2 separate regions of the Homo sapiens genome follow, and region 1 is linked to region 2. A link is a loop called in an ENCODE intact Hi-C map of the cell type or tissue named here. Cell type or tissue: CD14-positive monocyte. All regions are shown on one strand. Region 1 holds the start of WBP1 (WW domain binding protein 1). Region 2 holds the start of DQX1 (DEAQ-box RNA dependent ATPase 1).

Region 1 (2,500 bases), 68 kb after region 2:
GGACCTGGAAATAGCCCTCTTGGAGACTTACACCAGAGCTCATAGTAGTAGGTGCAGCAGCCAGTCTCCCCGCAGCAGTGACCACTCTCACAGAGGTAGGGCTGGTTGTTCACTCCTGGGCACAGCTCTCGAAGCTGCGGGCAAGGAGGCACTTAGAACTAAGGGGGATTCCAGCCCAGGGCACTGTCCACCCCCACCTCCTGCATGCACATACACAATCCCACCCTGTGAACCAAGTTCAGCTTGGAGAGATGGGGGAAGTGGAGGATGCTGAGAGGAGTGTTGAAATATCTGAAGGGCTGTCAACGTGGAAGAGGATTTGGAATAGCAAGAATCAGTCTAGAGAACAAGACAAAAGTGTGGACATACAAAGAGGGAGATTTCAGCTCTGCATATATGAGACTTCCTTCACACTCAAGCCTCACTCTCCCCAACCCCCCTACCCCCATCCCCTCGGTGCTTTCTGTTAAGGGAGTGTTTTGGCAGAAGCCAGAAGACAGTCTGAGATAATCTCAGTCTCAGACAACGGGTAGCGGTAGGTCATTTCCAAAGCAAGTTGCTTTCATTATCCTGCGCGGTTCACTACCCCCCACCCGCAACTGGATCTTTCCACCCCTGGGCCTCAGGCTCCCTAGGATAGAGGAGGGGCAGTGTGAGACCCAGAGCAGTGCTCCCAACCAGATGGGATTGCTGTGGATGATAAAGGATGGCATCCAGGGCGCGAGTCTGGGTTCCAGCTCTTCTCCAAATTGCTCCCTCAAGAGAAGACGCTGCCGGACTCTGTTGTGACAATAGGCACATAGAAAAAGATCACAAATAACTGTTGCAAGACAGAGGGAGCCTCCCTGGGACCTCACTATGCCTCTGGTCACTGGAGAGCCACCGCAAGCTTCCACTGCAGCCATGGGATGGGTTCTATGAGGCTACAGGCAAAGTCAGCTGCATCTACGTTACAAAGTTTAGACAAAGAGTGGAAGAGACATGTTTAGGAACTTCACAGTACCTTTGGCTCCGTGAGTTCCTCCCCCACCCCCAAAAGGAAGGGACAAGGAAAGGGGAAAGAGACAAATGGCTGTCGTGATAGGTTTTGGAGCTATTGGGATACCTGCTGTTGCGGCGCCCGAAGTGCCCCCCAGGCCTCCTCGCTGCCGTTCCCGCTGCTGGCCCGAGCCATACCTCCACCTACAGCCCCCTGAGGACCACAGCCTCCTCTACCGCCAGCCGCCCCGCCCCTGCCACCTCTGCTGCCACCGCCATGGTCCCTGCCCGGCCCATCTTCGCTGAGGCCACCATCACTCCGCGGCCGGAGCTTCCATCCGGGCAGAACTCCACCAACTAGGACTCAGATTGCTCTGCCCTACCAATCATCATCGTCCCTTGACGGACGGGCCAATAGGAACAGATCAGAGGTTTCTCCCTGTGACCAATCCACAGCAGCGCCTCCGCCGCTCACCCAGACAACAAGAGCTTGTACAGACAAAGAGTAGGTGAAGGTTCGACCCACGGCCCTGACTGACAGCGGCAATAGCCAATACAGACAACAGAACAGGCTCTGGCATATCAACCAACGAACAGCCGCCCCGAAGAGCAAGGTTGCCGCTGATTGGCTTGCGGTATGTTTTCGGAATGACGCCAAAGGCCGAAGCACGCCAGGTAATCCCGGCTGGAAGAGGCGGAGTCCCAAAAGTCGGTCCGCTGGTTTGCAGCCTGGTTTTTTGCGGTGGTTTCCAAGCCCCAGGCATCGACGCAAGCTCCGACAGGGGCAAAATACGTGTATACCGGAGACTGGTCTGCCCACAACATCCCACTCCCCCAGTTCTGTACAAGCCGAAGCACCGGATGTAATTTAATAGGGTGGGGAAGATACTCAAGAGCGGGCATGGGACGGGGCGCAGAGTCCGGGTTAAGGGCCTTACGTAGCCAAAAGGGGGGATCCAGGACCCTCGGGCCCCCCCAGCCGCATCTGCAGGTTGATGCGGTAGCACTGAAGACTACAGAGTGCCTGGCCTGTGCGGGAGCAAGCGTAGCGGCGCGGATGGGGACAGCCGGGGACAGAGCAGCGCGGCGGCGGGCCTGAGGGGGATGGCCGCTGAGACACTGCCGTGGGGGCGGGGACGCCAGGTGGGAAGGAAAGGGTGGAACCCTGTGCTCCGCTGCAGTAGCGCACCATGGGGGCCGGAGCCGCAGCCCGCCCTCCCCGCCGCTCGCCCCGTGCGCCCCCCCGGCCTCCCCGCCCACTGGTCGCCGCAGTCTTGGTGAGGCGCTCGATAGTCTGGTTCTTGTGCTCTTCTGCCCGCCGCGCCGCCTGGAGCCGCCGCTTCCGCGCCCGCTCCTCGCGCTTCAGCAGCATCTCCTCTGTGAGGGCGGGAGGTGGGCAGCCCTCAGCTACAGGCAGCGGCAGCATAGGGGAAGGTTGACTCCGCGCCTTCTGGAGCAGAGCTCGCTAGGGAGAGACAGAGACGGGGTGCTGTCTGAAAATGGAGGAAGATGGAGAGGCGAG
Region 2 (2,500 bases):
AGAGTCAAGGAAGTTTTGCCCCATGTGCCATTGGGTGTCATCCAGAGAGACCTGGGTATGGGAAAGGGTGGCCCCACACTGGGAGATGGGCACAGGGAGGAAAAGTGGGTTGTGAAGGAAGAAAGTAAGTAGGGAGTGGACTCCCTTCTCTTTTCTCCCCAGCCAAGACTGGCTGTGTAGACTTGACTATCACTAATCTGCTTGAGGGGGCCGTAGCTTTCATGCCTGAAGACATCACCAAGGGAACTCAGTCCCTACCCACAGCCTCTGCCTCCAAGGTGAGACCCAGGAAATGGTCAGATCCAAGTGTTGGGGTGAGTTGGGGGCAGGCTATGTACTCCCTTATCCCTGACCTTTCTTTTTTGATCCTGAGACCCTAGCATAGTGCCTCTCTTGCAAAGTAGGCATTCGATGCGTGTTTAATGATGATGACTCCGCAAGCCCTCTGACATTGTGATCACCTCAGTTTCCCAGCTCTGGCCCGGTGACCCCTCAGCCAACAGCCCTAACATTTGCCAAGTCTTCCTGGGCCCGGCAGGAGAGCCTGCAGGAGCGCAAGCAAGCACTATATGAATACGCAAGAAGGTGAGGGGGTTAGAGGACAATTAATAGGATGTGGCAAATTGGAGAATGGAATTATGGAGCTACTACGGCAAAGCCTGAATAATATCTCTCCCTATGTCCCACAGGAGATTCACAGAGAGACGAGCCCAGGAGGCTGACTGAGCTCAAAGGAACAGGATGGCACCCAGAGCCGCAGGACGGAGACTGGGGGCAGCCCTCACCCAACTCACAACAGGCTGGATGGGTGGGTGGTAAAAAGGGAAGGATGAGGCTCCCCCAATGTCACATTAAATTCATGGTTTTCATTCAAGGCATCTGTTGTCTCTCTCGGTCTCAAAAGCCCTGTGAGTGGGTTCCTTATTCCTTGGCTGCGGGGGATGGGGGTGAGAGTCTTCTCGTACATTTGAAGGGGGTAGTCAGACTGCAACTGTCTAAAATCACCTCCTCATGCCAAGTGATGAGTGATAAATTAAGGAAGTGTAACTGAACTGAAGACCCAGCTTGGGTGATCAGCCCAGGTTTTGGAGGAAGCTGCTGCAAAACTACAAGTCCCAGCATGCCTTTCACAAGCACACTACACATCATCTATAGAGTTCACACATGCTCAGTGTGGTAGCTGGAGCCTGTTTTCCATAGGTTCCTGACTAGGTTAAATAAGGTGGAGCAAATAGCCCCACCCCAAAAGCAGGCTTCAGGATTTGAAGTTTGAGCCCATCCCTGAGGTAGAGCCGGAATTTACCTTTGTACTTCACACGGTCAGGGTTGGTGGTGACTACGTGGGTCTGGAGCTGACTGCCGTCCTGACACGTCCTAGAGCTGCAAGCAGGTTTGAATCCAGGATCCCTGTGACTCTGCTGTTCCTCTCCCCACCCCCTATATTCTTTATCCTTTTCCCTTCAGGACTTTCCCACAGGTTACTAGGTCTCACATAATTTCTACTGCCCTTGAGGACCCCTGCCTAAGTAAGATTTCTACTACCTGCCAACGGGGTAATAGTCTCAGGTAGATTTCTACTACCTGACTATAGGGACTGTCGACTAACTCTCAGTAGCCCTTTATCAAAATACCTAGCACTGTTTCCTGGCAGGAAATGCTGGGAAGGGTGGGCCCCAGAGCATGATCAACTGAAGGTAGAGGTTAAGGATCAGGGCTGAGGTGGGAAGATGGTGTCGGTCACCAAATATGACCTTACTGGCTGCTCTGCCTTCTGCAGGTCCTGCCAGAGAGCCACCATGACCTCTCAGCCTCTCAGGCTAGCAGAAGAGTATGGCCCAAGTCCTGGGGAGTCTGAACTGGCTGTGAACCCCTTTGATGGGCTTCCCTTCTCTTCCCGCTACTATGAGCTGCTGAAGCAGCGCCAAGCCTTGCCCATCTGGGCTGCTCGCTTTACCTTCTTGGAGCAGTTGGAGAGTAACCCCACTGGAGTGGTGCTGGTGTCTGGGGAGCCTGGTTCTGGCAAGAGCACCCAGGTGTGGTGGGGGTTGTGGGGGCAGGCAGATTCTGGGAGTGGACAAAGGGAGGACAAAGGGAGGACAAAGGGAAAGTGGCCTTTCCCTGGGCAAGGGGGGACTGGGCTGCGTGGGGTCATGAGGAAGGTGAACGAAGAGAGATGGGATGGGTTAGGTTGGCCCTGGAGGCTGGTGAAAGACCAGGGGACTCCCCAAATAAGGAAAGATTAAAGTGGCCATAGTTCCCTGAGCACTTCTGACTGAAGTCCTACATCTTCCTCACTGGCTCTCCTTCCCTACTTCTATCCCAGATCCCTCAGTGGTGTGCAGAGTTTGCGCTGGCCAGAGGGTTCCAGAAAGGACAGGTTACTGTTACTCAGCCCTACCCTCTTGCAGCCCGGAGCCTGGCTCTGCGGGTTGCTGATGAGATGGACCTGACCCTGGGTCATGAGGTTGGATACAGCATCCCCCAGGAGGACTGCACGGGG

Evidence for each region. Peaks named below come from ENCODE experiments on the same cell type or tissue, not always from the same donor. Only the 100,000 strongest peaks of a DNase experiment are listed, where the experiment ranks them.
Region 1: it touches region 2 in a loop (2.9-fold over the local background); 24 of 110 quality-filtered maps call a loop at or near these places.

The regions. Positions count from the first base shown.
Region 1 is chr2:74,457,277-74,459,776 of GRCh38, reverse strand. It overlaps INO80B (INO80 complex subunit B), which reads right to left. Exons shown (of 5, transcript NM_031288.4): 5 at 1,833-2,443. The coding sequence ends at 1,913. WBP1 (WW domain binding protein 1) reads right to left here and starts at 1,339. Exons shown (of 4, transcript NM_012477.4): 1 at 1,106-1,339; 2 at 32-134. The coding sequence starts at 1,174. INO80B-WBP1 (INO80B-WBP1 readthrough (NMD candidate)) reads right to left here. Exons shown (of 8, transcript NR_037849.1): 5 at 1,917-2,443; 6 at 32-134. RefSeq lists enhancers at 907-1,016, 954-1,461, 1,687-1,836, 1,462-1,968, 2,467-2,500 and a silencer at 2,087-2,326. In CD14-positive monocyte, no CTCF peak of the experiment used is centred here; DNase peaks (open chromatin) are centred at 1,496 and 2,366; H3K4me3 peaks cover 2,346 bases; H3K27ac peaks cover 1,902 bases.
Region 2 is chr2:74,525,026-74,527,525 of GRCh38, reverse strand. DQX1 (DEAQ-box RNA dependent ATPase 1) reads left to right here and starts at 1,295. Exons shown (of 12, transcript NM_133637.3): 1 at 1,295-1,390; 2 at 1,778-2,033; 3 at 2,324-2,500. The coding sequence starts at 1,797. It overlaps AUP1 (AUP1 lipid droplet regulating VLDL assembly factor), which reads left to right. Exons shown (of 12, transcript NM_181575.5): 9 at 1-55; 10 at 163-278; 11 at 467-585; 12 at 690-874. The coding sequence ends at 726. RefSeq lists an enhancer at 1,028-1,197. In CD14-positive monocyte, no CTCF peak of the experiment used is centred here; a DNase peak (open chromatin) is centred at 1,075; H3K27ac peaks cover 1,118 bases.